2 separate regions of the Homo sapiens genome follow, and region 1 is linked to region 2. Evidence: read pairs that join two places in POLR2A ChIA-PET (ENCODE). Cell type or tissue: GM12878. All regions are shown on one strand. Each heading gives the region's core, and the rest is flanking DNA. Links, peaks and the distances in the headings are about the cores only.

What was found. Peaks named below come from ENCODE experiments on the same cell type or tissue, not always from the same donor. Only the 100,000 strongest peaks of a DNase experiment are listed, where the experiment ranks them.
Region 1: POLR2A ChIA-PET joins it to region 2 with 10 read pairs; 8 of 35 experiments call an interaction of 5 or more read pairs at or near these places.

The regions. Positions count from the first base shown.
Region 1 is chr3:183,570,981-183,586,795 of GRCh38, reverse strand. No RefSeq gene overlaps it. Among named protein-coding and RNA genes, the nearest start is that of KLHL6, 23 kb to the right of the region's middle. RefSeq lists a silencer at 5,581-5,875 and an enhancer at 6,546-6,795. In GM12878, for the core only: no CTCF peak of the experiment used is centred there; a DNase peak (open chromatin) is centred at 7,926; H3K4me3 peaks cover 627 bases.
Region 2 is chr3:183,518,302-183,534,116 of GRCh38, reverse strand. KLHL6 (kelch like family member 6) reads left to right here. Exons shown (of 7, transcript NM_130446.4): 2 at 6,107-6,272. Among named protein-coding and RNA genes, the nearest start is that of KLHL6-AS1, 23 kb to the left of the region's middle. RefSeq lists enhancers at 182-261, 961-1,220, 15,001-15,501. In GM12878, for the core only: no CTCF peak of the experiment used is centred there; DNase peaks (open chromatin) are centred at 6,626 and 8,356; H3K4me3 peaks cover 627 bases; H3K27ac peaks cover 3,158 bases.

The DNA.
Region 1 (15,815 bases), core at 3,867-11,866, 54 kb before region 2:
GAAAGGGGCAACATTCACCCATGTGTAAGTATCCTCTGGAGGAACTATGTAGACTGAGTTAGATGAGCCCAGAGTGAAACCATAAGACCTTTAAAGCTCGTTCCGAGGAGAGGATGTTGCTTGAAGGTGTGGTTTCCTCCAACTGAGTGAGCCGCCGCCCTACACCACTGTGTTACCTGGGAAGAGAAGGATAGGAGAATGTTCAGGGCCAGGGGACACTAGATGTTAACAGAAATTCATTTCGTTTTCTTTTGAGTTAGAAGATGAAAGATAAGAAAACTTCTCAAGGCTTGGGCAGCCCCTCTCCAAGAAAATCCTGCTAGAATGGCAAGAAGGGCAATACTTTAAGCATTCCACCCTTTGATGGCCATACAGAGTGACAATCCCTTCCATGCAGAGGGCACAGGTGGACACCTCCCTCCTTGCAATCAGAGCATGTACCTACACTGGAGCCCTCAAGACCTCCTAAGGCTGAAAAATGTCTCGTGCACACCCAACTAATAGAAGATCCACGGTGTCTTGGGTGAGGTTCTGTGAGCCATAGAAACAATGAGAAATTTGGGGATATCATTGTGTATTTATTAATTTTTTATTTTTATTTATTTATTTGAGATGGAGTCTCGCTCTGTTGCCCAGGCTGGAGTGCAGTGGCACGATCTCAGCTCACTGCAAGCTCCGCCCCCCCAGGTTCACATCATTCTCCTGCCTCAGCCTCCTGAGTAGCTGGGACTACAGGTGCCCGCCACCATGCCCAGCTAATTTTTTTGTATTTTTCGTAGAGACAGTGTTTCTCCATGTTAGCCAGGATGGTCTCGATCTCCTGACCTCGTGATCTGCCTGCCTCAGCCTCCCAAAGTGCTGGGATTACGGGCGTGAGCCACCGCACCTGGCCCCATTGTGTGTTTATAACCCCCATCCCCTCCTCACAACCAAATTCAAACTGCAAATAGCAATAGACGCCAATGACTATTTGACCAACACGCTATGGTGGAAAACACATGGGCTTTGGGGGTCAGAGACACCTGGGCTCAAATTCCATCTCTGTCACGTATGGCTTAATGATCTTGGGAAATTTGCTTAACCTCTCTGAACCGTAATCTTCGTCTATGACAAAATTACCCTTTGCAAAGTTGTTTGGGTTCAGTGGTTTGATACATGGAAAGGACCCAACAAATAGTGGTATGATCGTTATGGTGGTAGATTTTTGGCTTACAACTCAGCATGCTAAAACACTTTATAGGCATGATAAAATGCAAAGTCTGTCTTACCTTTCTCCTCCTATCTCTATAAACCTTAGAGGATTTGAGCCTTGTAGAGAAACCAAATATTTTAAAACAAAAAGTTTATTTTCAAATGAATTTTGGTAAAGGTTGATATCCAATGTGTCCATTTGAGCTGGGTTTTTTTACTCAGCAGCAAGAATCCTAATACAGCATGTAACACAATTCTTGACCATAGCAGCAACTCTCTAACTGTTTAACTCTCAACTCTCTAACTGATTGCTGTTGTTATGACTGTTGCCCTTGGTCCATGAAGTCTATGAAGATTGTACCCCTAGCTTCACTGGGGCATTCCTGAAACTCACTGTCAGTATGGTTCTAGAGACAGTTTGATAAGTCCAACTGTCCTTAAACAAAATCTTTGCTATTGGTTCTATCCATAGAGTACACCTGTTTCTACTTCCCTCTCTTATTCACGAAGTCACCCATTGATCCATTCATCATGTCACAAGCTAGGAAAAAGAGCTTCCTGTTAGTTAAATTATCTGATAACAAGAGACACAGGGATTCCTCAGTATCTCCAAAACAGACTCCAGTCGAAGCCAATTGGGAGTGAGAGAGAGGATCTGGTGTTGGTGCTCTGTGAAGGAAGACTCGTTATGTCCCTACAGTTAAGAGTTTTCTTACCTTTGAACAGTGCTTAGATAGGCTGTTCCTGTCCTTTGTTGACAGCTAATGGTTTTTTACAGGCCTGAGCTGATTCATGTCCTGCCTGACCCTGACTCTCACATCAGCCTCCTGAACTCATCTGTACTTGGCCTAACTTTAATTATCTGGTAACAGCTGCTGCCTCCTTCTCTGGTGCAGCCCCAGTCTGGGCCTGGCTTCCAGCTGGCTTCCTGAGAGCAGGCCTCCAAGGGGCTGGAACATAGATTCTGCATGTCTTTGCAGAGGGGTATTTTCCCTGATAGCATATCCCCTTGGAGTGGCAGAGAGTTACTTTTCAGCAATCCTTGCCATTCACAGACGAGTTTTCTGCTATTTGAGCTCACTATTGCCAGAGATGGCCAGAGGAGCAGTGTTTATCACATAAGGAACGTGTCCTTGGATGCGGATCACCCTCGTCTGGCAGCAAACCAAAAACACCATTCATTCCGCCTCTTCTCAGAGCCACAGCTGGGACATTACAAACTGCATTAATATGCCAGAAAAATACCCCAGCAAAGGCTTCAGGGCAGGGAGCGACTGGGGTCAGCCCTATGGCATCAGTCAGCTCTCGGTCTCCAAGGCTGAGGCCTCTTCTTTCAGCAGCCTTATGGGTACAGTAATGCTGGGAAGGTGCTTCCATGGTGTTAAGAAGGTGGGACAAGGGACTCAGGAAGGAGTGCCCCTGGGCCTGGGACTGATGGTAGGTGGCCTGATGCCACTCTCAGGACTGGAGATAGTTCTACTTACAGGAGTGGAGCCAGGGTACAAGGATCACAGTCAGGTCAGATGGGGGAGGGCTGTTTGCTTGAAGCAGCCTGAGGCCATGTGGCCAGGGTGGAGAGCCAAAATCACCCCCCAAAACAAGCAGCGTAAACAGAATGAAAGAAAGTGTGAGGAATGGCCAAAGAGGCTGTTTCAAATGAAGGCTGTGGATAGCAAATCTGTGAGGGGGTTTCCTTCCCTGTGGGGCTGGTGTGACTCTGGAGGTGGGTGTGAGGGCTTAAAGTAGCTGCACAGGGTGCGCAGCTGGAAGGCTGAGCCTGGAACCTGGTGGGAGGGGCTTCCCTCAGTTTCCTAGGGTTGGGGAAGTGTAGGATTGATCGAATTCCTGACATAGTCTGCCTCCCTGACTGCAAAACTTTGTCTTCTATGGATCTATAGGATTTTTTTTTTCATTTCCATGATGTGTGATAATGAAATGTGGACTATTCTCACACCAAACGTATCTATGAAACTTGCAAGCCTATAAATAACCTGCCCCACTTTTTAGATCTCCTCAGGTCCAAGATGAAGACTTTGGTGTCTCACCCATGCTGAGTTCTGGGCTGTCACAAGAGGCACACTTGCTAGATTGCAGGCAGACTTTGTCCTCTTTATCAAGATCAGCTATGGCCCTGCAGTCTCCTGATCCACAAATTAGGTGGCAATCATTTTGCTAAATGTCTTCCATCTTTTCTTTATATCTATCCGTGATGCCTTTCTCAATTTTTTTTTGTCATGCCATCTAATCATTTTGTCCTCTACCAGCAGAAAATAAAACCTTAAATGTTTTTTAAATGTGATTTTTTGTGTGTGTGAACAGAGGAAATCATAGAGAGCTGTGATAAACTTGAGAAAGATGACAAACTTTTGAGGAATATCTAACCATTGGCTAAATCTGAACAATGATAATGTGATGGAAATAGCAGTAAAGAGATCTGGGCTCCAGTCCTATCTGAGTCTCCAGTTAACAGCATGACCCCTGAAATCACTCAGCCTCTCTGGGCCTCATCTGCCAAATGAAAGCTTGACTAGATCGGGGCTTCTCAAGTTGTAACATGCACACGAATTACTGGGCTCTGTTAAAATGCAGATTCTGATTCAGTAGGTCTGGGATGTGGCCTGAGACTCTGCATCCCAGATGATGCTGTTATGTTGCTACTGGTCAGACTTGACTAGCACTCTGTAATCACTGCAGAGACTAGCAGTCTCTGCTAAAAACACACAAATTTGCTGGGCGTGATGGTGCGCACCTGTAATCCCAGCTACTCGGGGAGCTGAGGCAGGAGAATCACTTGAACCCGGGAGGCAGAGCTTGCAGTGGGCTAAGATCGCGCCATTGCACTCCAGCCTGGGTGACAAGAGGGAGACTCCATCTCAAAAAACAAAAAAACAACAAAAAAACTGTCTTCAGGTGATTTTAACATGCTGTCCAAGGTTGAATATTACTATGATGAACTCTAGGAGTCTATGAACGTATGTATATGCACAAACATACATATGTATGCATACATATACATATGTGCATATATGTGTATGAATGTGTATATATACATACACACATGGAAAGTGAGTGTTTGATTTTTTCAGAGAATGTAGAAAATTAGAATCTGCTCCCTTTTGGCTTTCGATGTGTGGGGAGGGAGGGCAGAGAAGGATCAGAGGAAAGAGCAAAATGACTGTCCAGCCAAAAATGACATGAGGGTAAACAAAGCCAGCCACTTGCCCTGTTTGTAAGCTGCCCAATGTCCAGGCAGCAGCACTCCTGAGACAGGCTGATACAGAGCTTGTCAACCAAATGGGGCCTGCCAGACCTTGGGCTGTGACCTGGTCTGACCAGGATTTTAAACTAAAACCCTTTCTGCTTATGTATATATATGTATATATATATATATATATATATAATTTTTTTTTTTTTTTATTTTGAGATGGAGTCTCACTCTATTGCCGAGGCTGGAGTGAATGCAGTGGCTCAATCTCAGCTCACTGCAACCCACCTCGGCCTCCCAAAGTGTTGGGATTACAGGCAGGAGCCACCACACCTGGCCCCCTTTCCATTTTTAAACCTAAGTAGCTAGCACTATAAACCAGTAGGGCCAAACCACCTGCCAATTTGTAATTTCAGCAGTTTATTCTAAGCTTGGAAAAGCTGAGTGCACTTACCATAGGCCAGGCACCTGCAATAGAAAGGTTGGGCGGGGGGACAGTTTCCACTGTTTATGGAAGATGACGAAGAAAGTCATTGTGCTTGATTTTCATTGTATCATCATCAGAAAAGCAAAAGCAAAGAGTCAATGGCTCTTTGAAATGGCAGCTGTCTTTCAGGAGGATGAACATTAGAGAAAAACAGCTATGAAGTCAAGGCCTCTGCTCAATGAATAAATAGCCCATTTGTTCCTTGAAGGGTTTGCTTGAAGGCCAGCCTGGGTAACTTGGGGAGGAGGAGCTGAATGGCTCATCTGAAATCCTAAGGCAAATTTGCACTTGGGGGTTGGTGGTGACTGAAAAGATGGGAAAGGAGAAGGAGGGAGAGACACAAGCAGGGCCAGGGTGTCCTGGGTAGGGTATGGGTAGTGAGATATGTCTAGTTCTGGATGTTTTTGCAAAGGGACTTTTTTTTTTTTTTTTTTGAGACGGAGTCTTGCTCTGTCACCCAGGCTGGAGTGCAGTAGCACGATCTCAGATCACTGCAACTTCCACCTCCCCGGTTCAAGCAATTCTCCTGCCTCAGCCTCCTGAGTAGTTGGGATTACAGGCACACACCACTATGCCCAGCTAATTTTTGTATTTTTAGTAGAGACGGGGTTTCACTATGTTGGTCAGGCTAGTCTCGAACTCCTGACCTTGTGATCTGTCTGCCTCGGCCTCCCAAAGTGCTGGGATTACAGGTGTGAGCCACCACGTCCAGCTGCAAAGGGACTTTTGAGAATGAGTCGTCTGAGGAGTGTCTGAGCTGGTGCGGGGCAGCTCCCTCGTTCTCCTCACAGCAGCAACCTGCAAGTGAAAGGGCTGGTCCTGCTGAAATAACACCAGCGCCTAGATAAAGGAACAACCGTGGGGACAGAATGGAGACCCTCAATGCAGAGGAGGCTGGGACTGAGAGCTGCAGGAGCTGTGTGCACAGTCCTCCCTGCCCTGCCCCATTTGCAGAAATCTCAGGGAGAGTCCTGGACTTTCCACAGGACACAGGAATGGGATTGCAACCTGTTTTATCTAGACCTTAAAGGAGCAGAGCTACTCCAGCTGACACCAGGCCACATTTCAAGTCAGGTTTATTGAATGATGTGTTGGAGGAAATGCTTAAGATTCTGCATTTTCCTTATGCCTGAACTCTGAACCATTACCAGTTTATGGACATATGGAGGTAGTTGAAGTCAAAGGATATAGAGATTAGCTTATTTTAAGATAGTGAGTGACTAGGATGAGGGGATTTGTTGACCTGCTTCTTGAGAAAAGTGACTTATTGGGAACTTAAGCTCTGAGGCACTCAAAGGCCAGTAGACTGCACTTCCTGAGTGATAGAACTTTGGCAAGTTGTCGGAACACTGACCTTGATACTTATCCAGGGAGGCGCAGCGCCTTAGTTTCAAACCGCACGACTGGAGACTGCTCATTTTCCATTTCTGTACTGCCGAGAGCTTGGTGAAGTCACAGGTTTTGAAGAGTTACAGAGTTATTTGGAGGAAATAAGTTGCAATCTTGGAAGAGATTTGAGGAGTTTGAATCATGCTTAAGTTTCTGTGGCTGCCGCCGGAATCTTAGGAAATGATTTCCATACAGCTTATTAATTTCCCAGAAAACTGGTTTCCCTAGTGATGAGTGTTAATTTACAAGACCTGTAATGTAACTGCATGGATGGATTTTGCACCCAATGAGTGGGCCACGGAGTGGGTGGCAGGGCCCCCCTGTGGGAGTATGCTGAGGGGGCGGACTGGAATTAAAATCGGTCCACTGAGCTGTGTACCCTTGAGGGAGGCTGCATCTGCGGGGGAGGAAGGGTTGCCGTTTTCGTTTTCTTTTTCTTTTTCTTTTTTTTCTGAGATGGAGTCTTGCTCTGTCGCCCAGGCTGGAGTGCAATGGTGTGATCTCGGCTTACTGCAACCTCCACCTCCTGGGTTCAAGCGATTCTCCTGCCTCAGCTTCCTGAGTAGCTGGGATTACAGGCACGAGCCACCATACCGGGCTAATTTTTGTATTTTTAGAAGAGACGGGGTTTCACCATGTTGGTCAGGCTGATCTTGAGCTCCTGACCTTGTGATCCGCCCGCCTCAGCCTCCCAAAGTGCTGGGATTACAGGCATGAGCCACCGCGCCTGGCCAGGGGTGCCTTTTTCTAACACATCCACCTGGAGGTACCTTCCCCAAATTTGCCCAAGGGTGGCATCTAAGCAGGCAATTGAAGGACCTTAGTAAATGATGCCACATGAGGGTAGGCATCATTGTCCCCCTTTGGCCATCCTGACATGGTAATGGGGGTGGGAAGCCCCTAAGCAGGTACCCACATAGAGAGAGGCCAAGGAAAACTTGGATGTACCTTCACATGGATCCCTCGAGATTGATCAGTTCTCAGTGGCTCTGAGAAAACTGAAATACTTTAGCAGATGTTATTTAACTTTGGAGAGCAAATTTCCGTACGTTTCTGAATTAACATGGGTTTACCTTATCAATGTATTGCATTTTCAAAGATAAAAATATATTATGCCTTTGGGAAGCTGAAGTGGGCGGATGACCTGGGGTCAGCAGTCCGAGGCCAGTCTGGCCAACATGGTGACACTCTGCCTCTACTAAAAATACAAAAATTAGCTGGGCGTGGTGGCGGATCACGAGGTCAAGAGTTTGAGACCATCCTGGCCAACATGGTGAAACCTCCTCTCTACTAAAAACACAAAAATTTGCTGGGCATGGTGGCAGGCACCTGTAGTCCTAGCTACTCAAGAGGCTGAGGCAGGAGAATCATTTGAACCCACGAGACGGAGGTTGCAGTGAGCCGAGATCGCGCCACTGCACTCCAGCCTGGCGACAGAGCAAGACTCCATCTCAAAAAAGAAAGAAAGAAACAAAAACCTAATTGAATTAGAAAAGCCACAATCGTTTCTCTTTAAATCGAGTGAGAGTACATACCTAATTATCTGTTGGGTGTACCCACATCCTGTTCTCACTTAGGATGAATTTTGGAGAAGAGCAAATTTAAAATTATTAGTTATTAAAATGAGAGGCTAATAATATCTAGACAACAGGTGGTACTCAAAGCACTTCTTGGTTGGTTTATGGAGAGCTCTGCGGCTTAGAGAGGAGGACCGTGGTCACCAGTTGAAGTGGGATACTGAGACATGTGATGGCTTAGAGAGAATCCAGTTACCTACAGTTCTTCATCATCGAGATGACCCTTGTATACTTCAGACTCAACTTGTCTAAATGTAAACCCATCATCTCCTTCCTCAAACTTGCTCTGCCTCCTGCACCTTCAGTAAAGGATATCACCATCTGTCCAATGCCCAAAGTAGAAACTTGGATGTTTTCCTTGATTTCTCCGTTTTTTCCTACCTTGTCCCTTGCTCCCCAGGTTGCATCATTTACCGAATCCCATCAGCTCTACCTTTTAAATATTTCTTGAATCCATTCACTTTCCTCCATCCCCTCAGCCCCTTCCCTATTTCAGAGCTCTGTCTTCTCTCATCTGTGGGCAGCAGGAAGCAGCTTTCTGATTTCCTCACCTCTTGTCTTACCTCACTTCAAGCCATCCTCCACACCATAGCCAGGGTAGATCTTAAGTGTACATCTGATTGTCACTGGCTTTCTTAAAGACCAGCGTCCTACACTGCCCTCCAGTTCATGCCCAGGGTCCTGTGGCTCACATATTCCTTCAGGAACAGGCTCTGGGACCTCTCCAGTTTTACCTGTTGGCCACCCCAACCTCCATGCCACAATCAGCTTCCTTTAGATCTCTGAATGCCTCTTGCTCCCTCTTCCCTCTAAGCATTTTCTTTTTTTCACGTTGGTCCCTTTGTTTAGAATGCTTAACACTCTCCTATGTCTTTCAGCTTTCAACTTAGATGTAACTTCCTCCATGAAAGCTTTCTCTGGCTTCCTCGAGTCTAGGTCAGGTTCCCCTGTTACAGGCTCCCGGAGCATCCAGTATGCCCTCCATCACAGCCCTCACTCTGCATCATCTCTGCCGCCTAAGTCCCCAAAGAGACGATGAGACGCTTGAAGGTGGGGCTGTGACCGTCTCAGTGTTACGTCTCCAGCAATTACTGTATATATGGCTGGTACTCAATAAGTATTTGTCTATAATTGAGAGTCCACAATGAATGATTGCCCTCAGAAAGATTTGGTAGCAAATAGATTACGATTAAAAGAATTTTTAAAGGCATTTTTTTCCAACTTCATCTCTCTTCTTCTTTGCAGTTCGATCCTGCAAATGCTGTAAAGTTTTGACAATGAACGCATGTATGGGATAGCCTGGTATGATAGAAACAACTCCAGGCTTGGAATTCTAACAATGGCCAACATTTGTTGAACTCTCTATAATATGCCAGGCTATGTGCCAAACCCATTACATGCATTAACTTCTTTAGTCCTCCTAATAGCTCTGTGGGATAGCTACTCATCTTCATTCAACAGAGAGGAAATAGAGAGAGGCACAGGGAATCAGACCTCAGCTCAAATCCCTGCTCTGCCACTTACTGGCTGCATGACTTGGGTGAACAATCTCTCCCTCATTTCCTGAGCTATAAAATAGAGGTACTACTCGCTGATTCCTTGATTTGCAAATTTTAAGTTTTCTTATACCCCGTACATATCACACATGCATATTACATGGTGGCTTTTCATAGGTTAATTTCGAAGGCCACCGATACATTGCTGTGTATCAGTGGACAAATGACCTGCCACATGGTTTTGTTCCAGCCTGCCAGCCATTAGTTCAGCTTTAGCAGTGATCCTGTATGTGTGTTCAATTATTTAAATAATTGACTGTACCTTGCCCTCATTATATTATAAAAATGTGTGTAATGGAAATAAAATTCTGATACTAGTGATTATTAGAATAACTAACAATTATTGAGCACTGTGTCAGCGATGAAACTCTTGTCCCTCAGCTTCAAACTTGTCTCCCACTCTTCTATATTTGGCTGTGTGATGCAGGGGCTGGAACTCTGCAAACTGCATTTTTCCTTTGTCCCCTTCTTCCTGTTAGGCTCTATTAATAAAGGACCATTAGAGGGAGGTTGCAGGACTGGATGAGAAAGAAGGGACGTTTTCCCGTTGGCTTTCCATTTATTTCTGGTTGACTTCCTGTGCCTGTCACTATCATCCAGCAATGCTGCTTCTTCAGTCTAGCAGAAGCAGTTCAATCCAGCTTGCAGTTTTTCCAATTGGCAAAGCCAGCCTCATTGCATCTCTGAAGAGATGGCTGACAGCCAGCCGGTACCTCATCCTCAGAAGTCTGTGTCTCAGTCCCATGGGACTCCCCTCTGAGCTTCTAAGTCTTAATAACGGCAACCTCTTCCCTTTGTTCTCTCAGCCCTACAAGCTGCTTCCTGCAGTTTTTACCTCTGTGATAGCTTATTGTTCTCTTTTTGCTTTTTCAGTTACATCGTTCATTCTTTATTACCTAGCTAAGCATTCTCTGTGTTAAATTCTCACTGTTAAAACAACTCATCTGTTTTCCATCTCCTAACTGGACCCTGACATAAAGCATTTATCCAATTCACTTCATTCTAAGAATAATCCTAAGAATCTAACAATAATCCTAAGAAGTTGCTTATATCTATTTATCTATTGTAATTTAAAAAAATTTGTCATTGTTATTATTATTATTTTACAGATAGGAAACTAAAGGATACAGTGGTTAGGCAACTTGCCCAAGTTTACACAGCGAGAAAGTGGCAGAGCTTGGCTTTAAATCTACGCAGGCTAGTTCCAGGGCCCTTCATCTTAAACGTTAAGCCAGTGGTTCTCAAACTTAAGTGAGCATTACAATCACCTGGATGGTTTCTTTCTTTTCTTTCTTTTTATTTATTTATTTTTTTGAGATGGAGTTTCCCTCTGTTGCCCAGGCTGGAGCGCAGTGGCATGATCTCAGCTCACGCCAACCTCTGCCTCCCAGGTTCAAGCAATTCTCCCGCTTCAGCCTCCCTAGTAGCTGGGATTACAGGCGCCTGCCACCATGCCCGGCTAATTTTCGTATTTTTAGTAGAGATGGGGTTTCACCATGTTGGCCAGGCTGGTCTCGAACTCCCGACCTCAGGTGATCTGCCCGCCTTGGCTTCCCAAAGTGCTGGGATTACAGGCATGAGCCACCGCGCCCGGCCTGGATGGTTTCTTAAAACCTGAGTTTCTGGGTTTCATCCCCAGAGTTTCTGATTCAGTGGGGCTGGAGTAGGGCCTGCCCGAGAATTTGCATTTTTAACAAGTTCTCAGGTGATGCTCCTCTCAGGACCCAATTTGAGGACTGTACCACTGGGCTATAGATGTCAGGTTTAATGTAAGTAAGACAAAGATGGAAACAATTAAGCGGGCTTGACGTTGTGACTATCCTATCCTCAATTTAAGCCCATTGGACTTAAATCTGCCAAGTGTATATTATAAAGGAAAAAAAGTAAATGTTGAATTGAAGAGTTTGTCAGCCCTATGAGCTAGGTACTATTACCATCAATCTTATCTTACAAATGAGAAAACTGAGACACATGAAGTTTAATAACTTGTCCAAGATCACACAACTAGTAAATGATAAAGATGAGATTCAAACTCAGGCAGGCAGTCTGACTCCGAGTACCTTCTCTTAGCCATTGCACTATACTAATTCTCATAGGAGTGATAAATAGCAGTGTATCTCTGGGGAAAAAGAACACAACTTTTTTTTTATTTTTAGAGATGGGGTCTCATTTTGACACCAAGGATGGCACTCAGTGGCGTGATCATAGCTCACTGCTACCTCAAACTCATGGGCTCAAGGGATGCTGTCACCTCAGCCTCCTGAGTAGCTAGGACTACAGGTGCCTGCCACTGGGCCTGACTAATATTTTTATTTTTTGTAGAAATGGAGACTCGCTTTGTTGCTCAGGCTGGTCTCCAACTCCTGGGCTCAAGTGATCCTCCTGCCTTGGCCTCCCAAAGTGCTGGGATTACAGGTGTGAGCCACCACACCCAGCAGGATACAATTTATAATACTAGGATTGTCCTGGGAAAGGTTGCTGGTTCCCTCTGTGGACCAGCTTTACCAGGAGAGGGTCAATCAATGCATCCTTCACTGGGGACCTTCCAGGCAGCCCAATTCAATAGCACTCTGCAAATTGTGTCTGCAGTTGTGAGTGCAATCCTGCCCTTCGGCAGGCACAGTGGACCGCTGGAGTGTTACAGAGAGATCCTTCTCTAGACGGAATTAGGTAGCTCTCCTTTGATACTAGTAGCACTCATAAATTTAACACAATTGAGACAAAGATGGTCAGTTTTAAGCAAACTCAGAGTGGTGGGTTTTGTTTTCTCATTTGAATGTACGTTAGACATAAGCCCATTTGCTGAATTTTTTTTTAAAATTTTTTATTTATTTTTATTTTTTGAGATGGAGTTTTGCTCTTGTCACCCAGGCTGGAGTGCAATGGCGCGATCGCGGCTCACAGAAACCTCTGCCTCCCAGGTTCAAGCGATTCTCCTGCCTTAGCCTCCTGAGTAGCTGGGATTACAGGCATGCACCACCACTCCCCGCTTTTTTTTTTTTTTTTTTTTTTTTTTGGGACTTAGTCTTGCTCTGTCGCCAGGCTGGAGTGCAATGGTGTGATCTCAGCTCACTGCAATCTCCACCTTCCGGGTTCAAGTGATTCTCCTGCCTCAGCCTCCCAAGTAGCTGGGATTACAGGCGTACGCCACCACACCCAGTTAATTTTTGTATTTTTAGCAGAGACAGGGTTTCACCATGTTGGCCAGGCTGGTCTTGATCTCCTGACCTCGTGATCCACCTCCCTTGGCCTCCCAAAGTGTTGGGATTACGGGCATGAGCCACCGTGCCCGGCCTAATTTTGTATTTTTAGTAGAGACAGGGTTTCTCCATGTTGGCCAGGCTGGTGTTGAACTCCTGACCTCAGGTGATCTGCCCGCCTCAGCCTCCTAAAGTGCTGGGATTACAGGCATGAGTCACTGTGCCCGTCCTGAGTGTTTGATTTTTGAGAAAAAGAACTAAGTTGAAGACTAGTATAAAATGCTGAAAATATATGATTAAAGATTGGGTTGAGGCTGGGCGCAGTGGCTCCTGCCTGTAATCCCAGCACTTTGGGAGGCTGAGGCGGGTGGATCACTTGAGGTCAAGAGTTTGAGACCAGCCTGGCCAACATAGTCAAACCCCGTCTCTACTAAAAATACAAAAATTAGCTGGGCATGGTGGCAGACGCCTGTAATCCCAGCTACTCAGGAGGCTGAGGCAGGAGAATTGCTTCAGCCTGGGACATGGGGGTTGCAGTGAGCCAAGACTACACCATTGCACTCCAGCCTTACAAGAGCAAAACTCCATCTAAAAAAAAAAAAAAAAAGATTGGGTCTAAAAGGGTCCATACAATTTAGGACTTTTTATTTTCTCCTAGTAGCCTGCATGTTCCACATTCTATGGGAGTTTTTCTGTCCACAGGTTGGCCGTATGAGGCTGGACGCTCCTTGAGGGCAGAGCTATTCACTTCTATATCTCCTTGTGTCTAGCACCGTGGCTGGCACATGCTTGACATTTGATAAATATTGCTTAAACTCAAATTCCGGAAAGGGGCCAGTTTAAAAGTCCTCCTTGTTCATATTTTCTTGGACATGGTGATGACTCAGAACGAAGCCCACAGAGAAAGGGGCAGCCTGGTGAAAGGGGTGCACTTTGTCCAATTTAGACATAGAAATGACTTCCCGTTAAAGTGGGTTATTTTGAGAGGGTTAGAAATAATTTACATGTCAGTCAGTCAGTAGCCAAAATGGTTTTCATTATGTCTGGAGGAAATTCATGTCTCTGTTCTTCTTTGCCTAGGGTTTGAAACTTTGGTTATTTATTAATAGTTGCTATTTATTTAGCACTACTGTATGTCAGGTGCGGTACTAAGAACTTTCCATAATGAGCCCTCATTTAACAGCCACAACAAGGTGATGAGATGAGTAATCCATTTTATAGATGAAGAAACTGAGGATCCAAAAACTTAAGGAAATTACCCGAGGCCCTACTCTGGTAGATGCTACAAGTGCTGTTCAAATTCAGGTCTGTCTGACTCTGGAGTTCACGCCCTTTCCAGTGGGCACCGGTCTGCCTTCCTGCTTCCTCAAATAGGGCCCCAAGACCCCTAAAATGAGGTGATGGATCTTCTGGCTCTCCCCACACTAGGATTCTGTCTCCAAGTCTGAACACTCAAAATCCCAAAGATCTCTCTGAGAATGTGATGGCTAAAATTTTCGGTCTCCGGTTTGAATCTGATAATATACCTTCCCATACCATGCTGAAGGAGCACTTTGCAAAGTGGCAGTGGGACAGTCAGAAGTGAGCAGGGAGTTTTAAGTCCTGCCACCCTCAATTTCTCTTGCCATATTTGTACCTGGAAGGATTAGTGTAATGATAAACTTATTATGGATAAATTATATTGGCTATTTAGGGCATTTTGAATAGCGTTTTCTTATATATGCTGTCTACAATGCTGAGCAGCAGTGCTGTTAACCCTAACTGGGACTTGTCTGAAAGTCTTTTTTAAATGTGTTAAATGTTTCTACGTATTTTTTTCAGAATTATAAAACATCAGAGCTACTGTGTCATATTCAGGTTCCAAGACATTAAGTCTAGAAGAACTTTGGTTAATTCAGCGATCTCTGAATAATGTGGACGATACTCCCATGAAAATATATGAAAGCTTTCCTTGAAATGTAGAGTGAAAAAGCAGATTTTATTAACCTATTATTTTCCTCATTTTCCCCCTCTCATCTAAAAATATATTAAAATTCTGTAGCTTGAGAGTTCAAACAGACTTGAACAGATTTCTTTACTCTAGATGAAGTGTCTTAAAGATGGAAAGGCCTATTGGCAGCTTCAGAATGAGAGTGATTGGAAGTCCCTGGCCCCTAACTTCCTGCCCTGTGTGATACCTTGGTCTTGTCCTTAGCTGATCAGGTTCACAACATTAATTCTAATGGCACCAGCACAGCCAGAGGTGACCATCACTTGGGGGGATTTATTTACTCAATTGGAGGTTGTTGTAAGATTGAGTTCTTGAGGAAGCAATGACAGTGGGTGTAGGTAGCAGTGGCATCCAGTGCCCGGTACCAGCAGGGTCGGTGGTGCAAACTGCAGCATCTCACACTGGGGGATGATGAGAGTGGTATCCTAGCCAGGCAAGTCCTTTAGAGTGATTTTGAGCCTTGTTTTTGACTGCATCTTTCAAGTCTAGTTCTTCCTCCATGCTGGATTTTTGTGTGACCCCCATATGGTCCCTCAAACATTTTAAATTTAAAACATAAAAGTGGCTGGGCGCAGTGGCTCATGCCTGTAATCCCAGCACTTTGGGAGGCCAAGATGGGTGGATCACCTGAGGTCAGGAGTTTGAGACCAGCCTGAGCAACATGGTGAAACCCTGTCTGTACTAAAAATACAAAATTAGCTGGGTGTGGTGGCGGGCGCCTGTAGTCCCAGTTACTCAGGAGGCTGAGGCAGGAGAATGGCGTGAACCCGGGAGGCGGAGCTTGCAGTGAGCCAAGATCGCGCCACTGCACTCCAGCCTGGGCGACGTTGTGAGACTCCGTCTCAAAAAAAAAAAAAAAAAAAACAAACAAAACAACAACAACAACAAAAAACAAACGAAAGAAAGGTACTTTTTTTAGCTGATTTTTTAAACTTTTTTTTTAAATGTTAACATTTTAAAGTGTATGGTCCAGCAGTGTTAGAGTACATACACATTATTATGCAGCCAATCTCCAAAACATTTTTTTCTTTGTCTCTCTCTCTTTTTTTTTGTTTTTGTTTTTGTTTTTTGAGACGGGGTATTGCTCTCTTGCCCAGTCTGGAATAGATGCAGTGGTGCCATCACAGCTCACTGCAGCCTTGACCTCCTGGGCTCAAGCAATCCTCCTGCTTCAGCCTCCCCCGTAGTTAGGACCACAGGTGCAAGCCATCACACCTGGC
Region 2 (15,815 bases), core at 4,778-12,777:
TAAAGTACTTTTAAAGTACTTTAAAAGTAAAGTACTTTTAAAGGCTGGTGATTACGGTTCTGCAGACAGCTCTGTGCTGCTGGTCAAGAGGGTTTGTGGCTGAGGAAACTGGTCTGTAAATTGGTCACCTGCTCTGATATCATCACGGCTCCCCCAGCTCTGGGCGGGGATTTCTTCACTTTACAGAGGCCCCGGAATTCACCTTCGTTCTTTCTTTCTTATTACCATATTCTTGTGAGGAGAAAGAGGCCAGCTGAGGGAAAAGAGAAGAGGGGAGGGAAGGAAAGGTTAGGAGGGTTACCATTGATTAAAACAACAAGGACAGAGGGGGAAGGACGGAGGCGGAAGGACAGAGGGGGGACGATCACCTTGACTAAAACAAAAGGTCCAAAAAGTCAGCAAGTCAAGTGTCTAGTGATTTTCTGTATCTCTGTCTCTCTCTCGTTCTCTCTCTGGAAGTCTTTTGACTTTTGAATGTTTCTGGGAAGCCATAAACAGTTACCTTTGTTTTGCAGATTAGGAAAAGGGGTAAAGAAATGGATGAGTGGCCAGGCACGGAGGCTCATGCCTGTAATCTTGGCACTTTGGGAAGCTGAGGAAGGAGGATCTCTTGAGCCCCAGAGTTCACCACCAGCCTGGGCAACAGAGTGGGACCTTGTCTCTACAAAAATTAAAAAAAAAAAAAGTTGGGTGTGGGTGCCTATAGTCCTAGCTACTGGGGAGCCTGAGGGAAGAGGGTCACTTGAGGCCAGGAAAAGAAGGAAGAGAAAGAAAGGAAGAAAGGAAGAAACAAAGAAAAAGAGAGAAAGAAAGAAGAAAGAAAGAGGGAAGGAAGGAAGGAAGGAAAGAAGGAAGGAAGGAAAGAACTGATGATTGATTTCCAGAGATAAATAGGAAGTGTGGGATAGAGAGGAGGGGCAGGACTTAGAGGTGTAATCCCCTCCGTGTTGAGATGGAAGTCCGAGCGTTTGGAATTACATCACCAGAGCTCCACCCAGGGCCTTTGCATTTCAGTGACTTGGCTGGGAGATAACGGCTCCCTAACCTGTTCATGTGTCTGTAGCTTAGAAAGTCCAGTGACTAATGTTTGGAGATGTTCCCTAGCGGTGTGGCTACTGCCTCAATTAGTACATTTTCTGAGAAAAGGCTTTGACATTGTCACAAGCCTCCCAGCTCTTTATGGGTTCATCTGATACTTGACTCTAGTGGCACCCATCACCTGCAAACAAAAGTGAGAACACATGTGCTTAAAATGTTCTCTTTGAGTCCTGCCTTTGCTCATCAACCTTCAACGGCTCACCATTGCTCACTGAGTGAAAACCTAACTCCCTATCCTGCCTTCAGTGCCCTCCACAAGCAGGATCCAGGTTATCTTTCCAGACCATTGTTTCATCCCTCTCCTGTCCCCTGAGCTTCAACTGAATCACATGTCTGCTAGTTTCTCTTCATGCCTCATGCCCTTGCATCTTTATGGCTTTACTCACTGTGCTTGTTACCTAGAAATCCTATCCATAATCTTCACATTTCAGAATTTTCCTTCTCTATGAGTAGCCATTCTTGGCCTCCACAGCACTTTGTAGGTCTCTTATGGCCCCTCGTAGACTGTTATTTGGGCATCAATGCCCTTGCTAGTTTGTGAACTACAAGGGTCTGGGGTGGATACAGACTGCCAGTATTAGTCAGCTTGGGCTGCCATAACAAAATACTATGGACTATGTGGCTTAAACAACAGAAATGTTTATTTCCTCACACTTCTATAGAGTCTGGAAGTCTAGCATCAAGTTGCTAGCATGATCTGGTTTCTGGTGAGGGCTCCCTTCCTGGCTTGCAGACGGCCACCTTCTCACTGTGTCCTCACATGGCCTTTCCTCGGTGCGTGAGCAGGAGTGGTGAGGTGGGTGTGGAATCTCTCTTTCTGTTCTTATAAGGACACGAATCCTATCAAATTGAGATCCACCCTTATGATCTCATTTCACTTTAATTACTTCCTAAAAATCTTATCTCCTAATACATTCACATTAGGGGTTAGGGTTTCAACATATGAATTTTGTGGGGGACACAATTCAATCCATGACATTCCATACTTGGCCCCCAAATTCGTGTCCTTCTTATATGCAAAATACATTCATTATATCCCAACAGCTTCCCAAGTCTTAATTTATTCCGGCATCAACTCTGAAGTCCAGATTATGGTCTGAATATCATCTAAATCACATATGGGTGAGACTTTATGTATAATTCATCCTAAAGCAAAATTCCTCACCAGCTGTGAACCTGTGGAACAAGACAAGATGTATGCTTCCAAAATACAATAATGGGACAAGTGTGGGATAGACATTCCCATTCCAAAAGGGAGAAATATGAAAGATGGGGCTGGGCACGGTGGCTCACGCCTGTAATCCCAGCACTTTGGGAGGCAGAGGCGGGCAGATCACAAGGTCAGGAGATTGAGACCATCCTGGCTAACATGGTGAAACCCCGTCTCTACTAAAAATACAAAAAATTAGCCAGGCGTGGTGGCAGGAGCCTGTAGTTCCAGCTACTTGGGAGGCTGGAGGAGAATGGCGTGAACCCGGGAGGTGGAGTTTGCAGTGAGCCAAGATTGTGCCACTGCACTCCAGCCTGGGAGACAGAGTGAGACTCCATCTCAAAAAAAAAAAAAAAAAAAAAAAACACAGACAAAAAAAGAACAGAAAGAAGGAAGAAGTGATGTGTCCCAAGAAAGTCCAAAATCTAGTGAGATAAATTCCATTAGATTTCAAGGCTTCAGAATAATCCTTTTTGGTTTGATTGTCTTCCCTTCTGGCCCACTGAGGTGGCAGTGTCACCTCCATGGCTGGAGGTGTGAGTCCTCCCAACAACCCCTCCCCCGACTCCCAGGTGTCTGATGGAGGCTGTCTGGCTTCTTGAACCGAGGCAGTGGTCCTGATTATCTCTGAATCACCCTTAGGGTAATTTTTCCCTCTTCTGGAAGAATAGTGAGGGCTGGGTGCAGTGTCTCACGCCTGTAATCCCAGTACTTTGGGAGGCCGAGGTAGGTGGATCACCTGACGTCAGGAGTTTGAGACCAGCCTGGCCAACATGGCGAAACCCCCCATCTCTACTAAAAATACAAAAATTAGCCAGGCGTGGTGGCGAGTGCCTATAATCCCAGCTACTCCAGAGGCTAAGGCAGGAGAATCACTTGAACTTGGGAGGCAGAGGTTGCAGTGAGCCGAGATGGCACCACTGTACTCCAGCCTAGGTGACAGAGTGAGACTCTGTCTCAAAAAAAAAAAAAAAAAAATGCATGTTCACAGCTGAGTACCTCATTGTTTTTTACCGTCAAATCCAAGAAGTCTGACAGCCTTCCTTCAATTGTCTTGTCTCTTCCCCTTCAGTTCAAACTGGCAGTGTTTCTTTCTGTTCCTATAATTCCATAAGCATTTTATTAAATGATAGTCCAGCCACATTTTTGGCGTTCTCTTCAGAACATGCTCCCTCATTTTTCTCAGAATGGGTAGGCTGAGAATTTTCCAACTCTTTAATTTTTGGTTCCCTTTTGCCTAAACATTCTTTTTCTAATTCACCCCTCTCCCCTTGCATTTTACTACATGCAGTAGGAGGAACAAAGCTGCTTCTTCCATGCTTTGCTCAGACGTATCCGCAGCTAAATATCCAATTTCATTGTTTGCAAGTTCCACCTCTTGCAAAACAGCAGAACACAGTTTAGTCCTTTCTTTGCCACTTTATAACAAGGATCACTTTCCCTCCAGTTTCCAATACGTGTTCCTCATTTCCATTGGAGACTTCACCAGAATGATCTTTAATGCCCATATTTCTGCCAACATCCTATTTGTGGCAATCTAGACTTTTTCTAGCTTTTACCTCAAAACTCCTCTAACCTCCACTCATGACTCAGTTCCAAAGCTGTTTTCACATTTTTTCAGTATTTGTGACAGCAGCGCCCCACTTCTCAGTACCAAAATGTGCCTTATTCAGCTTGGGTTGCCATAACAAAACACCATCGACTGGATGGATTAACCAACATACATGTATTTTCTCACAGTTCTGGATCCTGAAAGTCCGAGATTGGAGTGCTAGCATGGGTGGGTTCTGGTGAAGTCCCCTTCCTGGCTTGCAGATGGCCACCTTCTCGCTGAGTCCTCACACGGGGCAGCACGTGCAAGAGAATTCTGGTCTCTGTTCCTCTTCTTATAAGAACATCAATCCTATCCGATTAGGACCTCAGCCCTATGACCTCATTTTTCTTAATTACCTCCTAAAACCCCTATTTCCAAATAGAGTCACACTGCGGGGTTAGAGTTTCCTTTCTTTCTTTCTTTTTTTTTTGAGATGGGGTCTTGCCCTGTTGCCCAAACTGGAGTGCAGTGGCACAATCTCAGCTCACTGCAACCTCTGCCTCCTGGGTTCAAGAGATTAGACATGACTGGCTAGTTTTTGTATTGTTGTAGAGATGGAGTTTCACCATGTTGGCCAGACTGGTCTTGACCTCAAGTGATGCACCCGCCTTGGCCTTCCAAAGTGCTGGGATTACAAGCATAAGCCCCCACCCCCGGTCCCCCACCTACTTTTAATTCATGCATTCTTGCTATATTTTAGGTACCATATAAGTTTCCAAAATTCCAGAAATGTTTTCAGAGCATGGTTCAGTTACATGCATTTTAAAAATAAATAAAATTGCTCACACATTCCCTGGGAAGGACCAACAGTTTAAATGTCAAAGTCCAAGAAGCATGATAAATTCTTATGGGCTTGGCATGGGGCCTGGCATGGGGTAAAAAAAAAAAAATCTCTATATCTCTCTTTTTTAAACTTTTATTTTAAGTTCAGGGGTATTTAGGTTTGTTATATAGGTAAACTTATGTCATGGGGAGTTGTTGTACAGATTATTTAATCACCCAAGTGTTAAGCCTAGTACTCATTAGTTATTTTTCCTGATCCTCTCCCTCTTCCCACCCTCTACCCTCCGGTAGGCCTCAGTGTGTGTTGTTCCCCTCTATGTGTCCATGTGTTCTCATCATTTAGCTTCCACTTATAAGTAAGAACATGAGATATTTGGTTTTCTGTTCTTGTGTTAGTTTGCTAAGGATAATGGCCCCCAGCTCCTTCCATGTCCCTGCAAAGGATACGATCTCGTTCTTTTTTATGGCTGCGTAGTATTCCATGGTGTTTATGTACCACATTTTCTTTATCCAGTCTATCACTGGTGGGCATTTGGGTTGATTCTATGTCTTTGCTATTGCGAATAGTGCTGCAATGAACATACACGTGCATGTGTATGGTAGAATGATTTATAGTCCTTTGGGTCCTAATCCTTACAATAAACTTAAAAAATAGCTATTAAAATCCCCATTTCAGATGAGAAAACTGAAGGTCATGGAGATTAAATGACCTGTCCAACTCCTGGGTTGGTGGAGCTGGTGTTCAAATCCTGGTCCATCCAATGCTACGATAAAACCTACATCCTTTCTATCCTCTTCCCCTGCAGCCAAGATGGCGGCTAAATATCTGGAAGTCCAGCCGTGGGGAGGGAGCAGGAAAGGCAGAATCCAGAGGCGAGACAGAGTCCTGAAATGAGGGAATTCAAGGCTCCAGCTGCATCTGGGAACCTACGGACATTGGGTTCAGCTGCTGGGGTGAGAGGCAGCTACAGGAGCCACTTGCACTTCTGGCAGGTATCTGGGCCTCAGCTGGCCAGGCCAGAATGTGGGGCCAGGCTCCAGGCCAAACGAGAGCTAGTGTGAGAGTCAGAAGCCCTGTTTGGGTGCTGGGTGGAAGAGAAAAGATGAAGCTTGGGGATTCCACAATGCCCTCAGATGAATCTCCTGCACTTTGAGCCAATAAAAGCCAATAAAATAGATCTGGGACTGACTTTGGAGATCACAATCGGGCATGGAGGAGCAGGGCAGTTCAGTTCAGCTCGGTAAGTACTGATGAAATGTCTAATGCGTAGGGGGTGCTGGAGAACAGAGAGCCACCAGCCCAGGACCTGACCTTGGGAAACCCCCTGTTCTGTGAGGGCCTGATGAGTCTGAAAGGGGATCTCTTTAGGCCTGGAACCAAGGGTCTCGGCACGATTCACATTCACACATTTCTCTTCCAGGGCCATGTTCTGCAACGATTTAAAGGAAAAGTATGAGAAAAGGATCATTATTAAAGGGGTTGATGCTGAGACCATGCACACTCTGTTGGACTACACGTACACCAGCAAGGCGCTGATCACCAAGCAGAATGTCCAGCGGGTCCTGGAGGCTGCTAACCTCTTCCAGGTGTGTGAACAAACTGGCTCAGTGCTCTTCTCTGAAGCAGGTGAATGCAGTAATTCTCCAGAGGCCAGACCTGGTCTAGCTCCCAGGCCTGTACCTGGGACATGGACACACACACACACACGCACACAAACACACACACACACACGCACACCCCTAGCTGGGCTTGTGCTTACTTGAAAGTTAGAAGATGCTCTTTTGGAAAATTTCTCAGAGGGAGTGAGATAGGGCATTGACTCCTTAATAAGATGAAGCCAGGGGAGCTTTGTGCCTAGAACCTAGGCATGGGTCCTGACTCCAAGAACAATAAGTACAACTTGCAGAAGCTTAATTGGAGCCAGTGGCTCTTCTGTGGTTTGGGGTTACTGATGTCTCCTGGTTTCATCGAGGGTGGTGTTTATGTTTCTGTTTTCTGTTCTCCTTTCAGTTTTGGGTGGCTTTTCAAAAGAGCTATAAAAACTTTTTAAATAGTAAAGACTATAATCTTTTGTAATGTATGTTTCAGATATTTTCCTGCTAGTCACTTGACTCATCATTTTAAAATATAGCTTTTTTAATGTACAAAAGTTTAAAACTAGTACTTAGTCATAGCTATTGATCATTTCCTGGAAGACTTTTGTCTTTGGTGTGCATTTTTAGCCTTTCCCTTGCTTGATCATATCCTTATTCAATTTCATTTAGTCTTGTTATGTTTACAACTTTAATATCCTTTTTTTTGGTTTGTTTGTTTTTGTTTTTGTTTTTTTTTTTAGAGAGAGTCTCGCTGTGACGCCCAGGCTGGAATGCAATGGCACCATCTTGGCCCCCTGCAACCTCTGCCTCCCGGGTTTAAGCGATTCTCCTGCCCTAGCCTCCCAAGTAGCTGGGACTACAGGTGCATGCCATCAAGCCCAGATGATTTTTGTATTTTTAGTAGAGATGGGGTTTTACCATATTGGCCAGGTTGTTCTTGAACTCCTGACCTCAAGTGATCCATCTGCCTCAGCCTCCCAAAGTGCTGGGATTACAGGCATGAGCCATCGTGCCCAGCCAACTTTAATATACTTAGAATCACTTGGCATAAATTATTTTTCTCCATTCCCCCCACCCCTTGCCTCATTTTTAATTTTCTCTCAAGTGATGAACTTCCATAGAGATGTTAGTTTTAATGAGAACAGTGGGAGAGGACAGACATGGTGCAGAGACAGAGTGAGCTTTATTTGTTGTTGATTTCCCTATTCCGGTAATCCCTTGCCTCAAAAAATCCTAAATATCTTTTACTTTCTAGGCAGAAATTAGCAAGTTTCTTTCTGAAGCGATTGTACTCAGTTTCCTTATAAGTGTCAATTCTTAAGAAAATAAGAGAAGATTGCTGTGGGCTTCCAAATATCTATTTAACCCACTGATTTCTGTTGACTCTGGGTTACTTGCTATGAAGTCTCAGACAGAGAAAACTGGGGTCATATTCAGGCTTCACGGCATCATAAGGGACAGAAGTTTATAGGTTGTTGAAATAACTTTGTGGTTTGTAAAAATTATTTATTTATTTATTTATTTGAGATGGAGTTTCACTCTTGTTGCCCAGGCTGGAGTACAATGGCACAATCTTGGTTCACCGCAACCTCTGCCTTCTGGGTTCAAGCAATTCTCCTGCCTCAGCCTCCCGAGTAGCTGGGATTACAGGCATGTGCCACCACGCCCGGCTAATTTTTTTTGTATTTTTAGTAGAGAGGGGGTTTCCCCATGTTGGCCAGGCTGGTCTCGAACTCCCGACCTCAGGTGATCCGCCCGCCTCGGCCTCCCAAAGTGCTGGGATTACAGGCATGAGCCACCGCACCCGGCAAAAAATTATTTATTCTTTTGAATGGATAAAACATACTCCCATTCCAAATTCAGAACCCCGGAAGGGAAGCAGTGACACTGCCTGTTTGCAGTGTCCTGCTGTTCTTCATATTCCATGCATATAGCAGTCTCTATATGCATATCACTCCCACTCAGGCTTCCATTTTTTCTAACACAACGTAGGCACACTATACATCCTGTTTCGCATCTTACTAGTTTTACTTCACATTCTATTTTGGGCATTGCCGCAGGTCTGCGTGTGGAAACTACCTTGTTCTTCTCAATGGCAGCATGATATTGTTGGGGTCACATTAGATGTGAAACATGTCCAGTTATTGCTAATGATCTCTTATAAGGCAGAGTGGCAGAGTAGAAAGAACACGGGCAAGCAGACCTAGGTTTAAACCCTGGGTCAGTCACTTATTTGCTATGTGGCTGTGGACCAGTTACTTAAATTTTCTGAGATTCAGATTTTTCATTTGTAAAATTAGGCTGATAAACACCCCACCTTCCAGGGAAAGCTATTATGAAGTTAGATGAGATGATGTTTTCAAAGTACAGCATATTTCCAGGAATGGACGTGTCTTCCCATCAGTTGTGTGGTTTTTACTTTACTTTGGATAGTTTGTGCCTTGGATAAATGGGGCTGACATTGAGCTATGAGAACATTTCCCTAAGGTATTCCTAAATTTTCCCCCCCGGGTTAGGATTGTAAGAGACCATGTTTAAAAGTGTGTGTGTGTGTGTGTGTGTGTGTTTTTTTTTTAGAGAGTCTCACTCTGTTGCCCAGGCTGGAGTGCAGTGGTGCAATCTCGGCTCACTGCAACCTCCGCCTCCCGGGTTCAAGTGATTCTCCTGCCTCAGACTCCCGAGTAGCTGGGATTACAGGTGTGCACCACCATGCCTGGCTAATTTTTGTATTTTTAGTAGAGACGGGGTTTCACCATGTTGGTCAGGCTGGTCTTGAACTCCTGACCTTGTGATCCACCTGCCTTGGCCTCCCAAAGTGCTGGGATTACAGGTGTGAACCACCATGCCCAGCCAAAAGTTTTTTTTATCATGTTCATACGATACATGATTAGAATGATGAAATGAATCAGTGCTTTATTTTAATTAACTCAGGGTTATAGGTAGAGAAAAGTGTGCCAGTGATGGCATTTTATCTGGTCCTTTTACAACATCTGCAGAAGTCAGTACCACCTCTGTGGGACTGAAATGAACAGGAATCAGATTATCTCAGTGCTCCCCGCCCCACCCAGTAATAAACGCTTCTTAATTTTCACCATTGGTGTGACTCAGCTGCCCTTAGTGTCTTCCTGTTACCCACCAATTGCTTCTCTCCCAGAATTTCCTGGTGCAGGAAGAGACAATCCGATGACCAAGCCAATCAGCTCTATCACTGTTTGGGAAGAGCTTTTCCTACCAGGCCAGGCAACGTCATGAGCTGCTGGCCAGTTTACAGCGTGGGTGCCTTGGGTTTACAGACCAATCAGCGATGCCATGAAACAGGACAGTTTCTTTTAGGAGGAAACTTTGGGTGTGGCAGGTACTGATTGATCTGCCCACTAGAAGAACTTTGCAATCATCTGGCCGTAATGCATTGGCCAATCATGAGGAGAAACACATTTTCCCCAACTAGTTTTTGGAAAGGTAAAAGTAAGAGAAGCATCTAAGAGGAAAGGCCTAAGGGACCTGTTCTCACATGCGGTGGGATCTTTGAAATGAATGCCACCCAGTAGGGGCTCTAGAGAAGCCAAAGGTCTCCCTTTCCTTAACTGGACCTTCAGGCTTCTGAGTCGTAGGTAAGCAAGCCAGCCCCAAACTATGGACCTGGGACAATGGCTGTAAGGACTTGGCAAAATTTTTCCATCTTGAAGGAGAATGATTTCTCAATCAGGGCACTGCCATGTTGTTTGAGAAGTTTGCCATGTTTGTTACTTTCATTTTTATTATTAAAAACTCATGAGGCCGGGCACAGTGGCTCACACCTGTAATCTCAGCACTTTGGGAGGCTGAGGCGGGTGCATCACCTGATGTCAGGAGTTCCAGACCAGCCTGGCCAACATGATGAAACCCCGTCTCTATTAAACATACAAAAAATTAGCCAGGTGTGGTGGTGGGCGCCTGTAATCCCAGCTACTCAGGAGGCTGAGGCAGGAGAATCTCTTGAACCCGGAAGGGGGAGGTTGCAGTGAGCTGAGATTGCGCCACTGCGCTCCAGCCTGGGCGACAGAGTGAAACTCCATTTAAAACAAAACAAAACAAAACACCTCATGAAATGTAGCCAAATACCACCTGTACCCCAAAAACTTATGGAAAAAAAACAAACAACAACTCATGGGAAAAAAAACCAACTCATGAAAGAGTAAGGGATTGGGAGCTTATCTGCAGGCAGCAAGAAGATGTGAGGTCAGGGAGACCATTCTCACCCTGCATTTGGTCTGGGATGTAAGGATCCCTACGGTACATAACAGTTGGTTAGAAGCAGCAACTTAGGAGAAGAAAACCAGGCTAAGTCCCGTGGCCAAAGTGAGGAAAAAGGGGGATGCTGGAGTGGGAGCTTGGTCATCTGGCCTGGGCCTGAGAAGAGCCCAGGAGGGGCTCCCACAGAACCCTCTGGGGCAGTGACATGGTGGCAGTTAGAGGAGACATTGGTGAAGGTCCAGTGTTGCTTATTTCCCTAGGATTGCCTTTGTTTACAATAGGATGAATGCGCATGAGGCTAATGCAGATGAGACAGCCACGTGGTCAGTGTCTGACTTGATGGCCTGGGTTGGCTCCTTGGCTTATGCAATGCCTGGGACATAGCGGGCATGCTATGAATATTGGTGGAATACATGAATATGTGAATAAATGCACTAATGAGTGTGTCACTCTTGTTCATTACTAGCTGGATGTAAGGACTTCTCAAAAACTGCTCAAGAAGCCAGGCGCGGTGGCTCACGCCTGTAATCCCAGCACTTTGGGAGGCTGAGGCAGGCGGATCACGGGGTCAGGAGATCGAGACCATGCTGGCCAACATGGTGAAACCCCGTCTCTACTAAAAATAGAAAAATTAGCTGGGCCTGGTGGCGTGCGCCTGTAGTCCCAGCTACTCAGAAGGGAATCGATTGAACCTAGGAGGCGGAAGTTACAGTGAGCCGAGATCGCACCACTGCACTCCAGCCTCGTGACAGAGTGAGACTCCATCTCAAAACAAAAACCAAACAAACAAACAAACAAACAAAAAACTGCCCAAGACTCCAACAGAAATTACTTGGTCTCCTTCCAGGCGACACTAAGAAGCCCAATCCTGGCTCTTGGAAATGGTGTGGGCCAAGAAAGGAGGAAATATTTCACAGGCTAATACTAATAATTGCTTCATTTTATAGGTGCCTGATGAAGTGCCAGGCACCTACTATGATATACTATGTACACACATGAATTTCTGTTGTCATGGACAGAGACTCACAGATTATATCTATTCAACACCATAGAAGCCAGTCAATCTAGGCAAGAAAACCAGCTGGATTATTTCCTTGCTATCATCTACATAAAATCAGCCTGTTGACTATTTGATGCACTCCCTCTCACACTTAAATTTGGTCAACCAGTGTTGCTGTGTGGCTACTGTAAGCATTAAGCAATCAGGGTTAGTCTACTGGGTCCACATGACAGCCACAGTGGCCCTTTTCAGAGCATTCACCAGAGTCTTTTTTTTTGAGACAGAGTCTTGCTCTGTTGCCCAGGCTGGAGTGCAGTGGCGCCATCTCGGCTCACCGCAACCTCTGCCTCCTGGGTTCAAGCGATTCTCCTGCCTCAGCCTCCTGAGTAGCTGGGATTACAGGAATGTGCCACCACACCCAGCTAATTTTTGCATTTTTATTAGAGACGGGGTTTCACCATGTTGGCCAGGCTGGTCTCGAACTCCTGACCTCAGGTGATCCACCTGGCTTGGCCTCCCAAAGTGCTGGGATTACAGGCCTGAGCCACCGTGCCCAGCCAGTAGCAGCTATTTTGCCTGAACTACATTGTTTAAAGTCATGTAAGTCTAGCCAGGCACGGTGGCTCACGCCTGTAATCCCAGCACTTTGGGAGGTGGAGGCGGGCGGATCACCTGAGGTCAGGAGTTCGAGACCAGCCTAACTAACATGGTGAAACCCCTGTCTCTACTAAAAATACAAAAATTAGCCAGGTGTAGTGGCGGGCGTCTGTACTTCCGGCTACTTGGGAGGCTGAGGTGGGAGAATCGCTTGAACCCGGGAGGCAGAGGTTGCAGTGAGCTGAGATCACACCATTGCACTCCAGCCTGGACGACAGAGTGAGACTCCATCTCAAAAAAAAAAAAAAAAAAATCAGGTAGGTCTTTTTACCCTCAATGTATAGATGAGGGGCATAAAATTCAGCAATGTTAAGGAAACGCTAAAGTCTCCACAGCTAGTAAGAGGGGAGCCTGGATTTGACTCCTGTGGTCCTGTGCGTAGCCTGTGTGTTCTCCAGTGCACATGCTCTGTCCATGCCTCAGAGTGACGCCTGAAACAAGCCATCACCCTGAAGGCAGCTAGGGCCTCCGGGGAGGGTGTCCTCAGGGAGGACTGCCCAGTGCAATGTTCTGAGAACCAGCAGTGCTCTGTGCGAGTGTGTCGGGGGCAAGACTGGCCCAGCACCCTCTGGGGAACCTTGGATGCCTGGGGCCACCTGTAGGGGAAAGAAAGAGATCAGACTGTTACTGTGTATATGTGGAATGAAGAAGACATAAGAAACTCCATTTTGTTCTGTACTACGAAAAATTCTTCTGCCTTGAGATGCTGTTAATCTGTAACCCCAGCCCCAATCCTGTGCCCGCAGAAACATGTGCTGTGTTGACTCAAGGTTTAATGGATTTAGGGCTGTGCAGGAGGTGCTTTGTTAAAAATGTGTTTGCAGGCAGTATGCTTGGTAAAAGTCATCGCCATTCTCCAGTCTCGAGAGTACCCAGGGACAGAATGCACTGCGGAAGGTCACAGGGACCTCTGCCCAAGAAAGCCTGGGTATTGTCCAAGGTTTCTCCCGACTGAGACAGCCTGAGATATGGCCTCGTGGGAAGGGAAAGACCTGACCGTCCCCCAGCCCGACACCCGCAAAGGGTCACACTCTGTGCTGAGGAGGATTAATGAAAGAGGAAGGCCTCTTTGCAGTTGAGATAAGAGGAAGGCATCTGTCTTCTGCTCGTCCCTGGAAATGGAATGTCTCGGTGTAAAACCCGATCGCACATTCTATTTACTGAGATAGGAGAAAACCGCCTTATGGCTGGAGGTGAGACATGCTGGTGGCAATATTGCTCTTTACTACACTGAGATGTTTGTGTAAACTCAAACATAAATCTGGCCTACATGACATCAAGGCACAGCACCTTTCCTTAAACTTATTTATGACACAGAGACCTTTGCTCACACGTTTTCCTGCTGACCCTCTCCCCACCATTACCCTATAGTCCTGCCACATCCCCCTCACCGAGATAGTAAAGATAGTGATCAATAAATACTAAGGAAACTCAGAGACCAGTGTCGGCGTGGGTCCTCCGTATGCTGAGCGCCGGTCCCCTGGGCCCACTGTTCTCTCTCTATACTTTGTCTCTGTGTCTTATTTCTTTTCTCAGTCTCTTGTCCCACCTGATGAGAAATACCCACAAGTGTGGAGGAGCTGGCCTCCTTCACCCGCAAGCATCCCCAGAATGAGTCTGCTGCTGGCCATTTAACAACTCTTTTGTCTTTATATTTCTCGGTGTTTGATCTCAATTGTTTATGCTTTTATTTTTAGGTATAACTTGCATTTAGTAAAATGTACACTTCTTAAAGTGCTTCCAGCTTGATGATTTTTCACATGTGTATTTCACCATGCAACCACCAGTCAGATCAACATTGACAACAGCCCTGGCATCCCAGAACTCTCCTTCACAGCCTCCCTAGCCAGTCCTTTCCCACGCTAATTACTGCTCTAGCATCTGTTGCCATGGGTTAGTTTTGCCTGCTTTTGAATTTCATATTGTTCTTTTTGAGTCCTAACTAGTACAGAGGGTCTGAATCTTAGGCTACAAACTCAAGTGTGCCAAAAAGAATGTGATTTAACCTATTATTTTTCTGTTTTCTTGTTTTTTTTTTTTTTTTTTTTTTGAGACAGGGTTTTGGTGTGTCACCTAGGCTGGAGTGCAGTGGCACAATCATAGCTCACTGCAGCCTTGAACTCCCAGGCTCAAGAGATTTTCCTACCTTGGCCTTTCAAGTAGCTGGGAATATAGCCATGCACCACTATGCCCGGCTTTTTATTATTATTATTATTATTATTTTAGAGACAAAGTCTCTCTCTGTTGCCCAGGCTGGTCTTGAACTCCTTGCCTCAAGCAATCCTCCTGCCTCAGCCTCCCAAAGTGCTGGAATTACAGGCATGAGCACTGTGGTCGTCCAAACCTGTTATTTTTCTATCATTGAACTTAATTTCTATCCTGAGCTCTCATTCTACCAGTGGCAGAAATCATAGGTAGTGACACAGGAAAGTTTAATCAATTCAGGATTCGGGTTGCTTATATAGTTCCAGGAAACATTTATACAGTGCCAGGGCATTGAAAAAAGAGGCATCTGTCCTGGGCTTACCATGGTCATTTGCATTATTGGTCCATGTGGCACCCACTGGAGCACCTGTGTTCCCATCAGTCTCTCTCTGATTTTTCATTCCTTTCTCACTGACATCAACAAGTCCCCAGTCCTACCTGATTCTGGTCATTGGTCCTTGCAGGTCACTTTGCATTCTCTCTGTCCTGTTTGCAAAGCCTCTTCAGGTCTGGCAATCCTCTCAGCTACATCTGTGCCCCTCTCAAGACAAAAGACACTTCCATTCCCTCTCCTTTACAAATCCAGAGCTACAGGGGACGTGGAGCAACTGCCACAGGGCCCCTTTGTCTGGAAACAATACACTCTCATCTCATCTGCTGCTGCCATACCGGACTGCTGCTTTTCTGCTTTCAGCTCGGCGATCAAGGCACATGTTCTTTTGTTCTCAGATTCACAACCTATAAGGGACGTTTAGCATCCCCCTCACTCTGGAGATTTGGCCTGGGATGGGAAGCAAGGCATCATCTCGGGAACCCACCCCTGCTTCTCACTCTGTTGTTAGACAATCTCTCTCTTGTCCCTCTTCCTTGCCTGGGAATCTTTATTGCCTCCAGGGTGGGAAAAGCTGACTCTTGCTTTGTCATCCGTTCTCTCACGTCTCCTGTTTTGGTATAAACTTTGTACCCAGACTCTTTAGGACTCTGGCTTTTGAGGCTGGAAGGGGTAGGTTCTTACCACTAACTGGTATTTCTTTCAAAACCACTTCTCTAGTTTAAGTTCTGAAAGTCTATTTAGAAACTCAAAAGCCAAGAATTATCTTCTTTTGCCTGCTCTATCACCCCTTCCCTGAGTAAGCCTGTGCTCGGTTGCTGCCTATAGGTTGTAAAATACAGGAAGTGGGGTGTGGGGTTTTTAATTGTAATGAAAATCCATATCGCTACCAGATTCTGACTTTAACTGCTCCCTAACTACCACAAATTACTAAGCATGTTCTAAGTGCAAGGTGTTTTGTGAGAAGCTGTCAGGAGAATATAAAGATTAAAAATGTGGAGTACAGATCACATTTTTGTAGCAATTTTGTCCCCTACATATCCCATTTGATGTTGACCATGTCTCTGTGGGCGAGCAGGCTAGGTAGAACCATCAGTGTGAGCCTGCG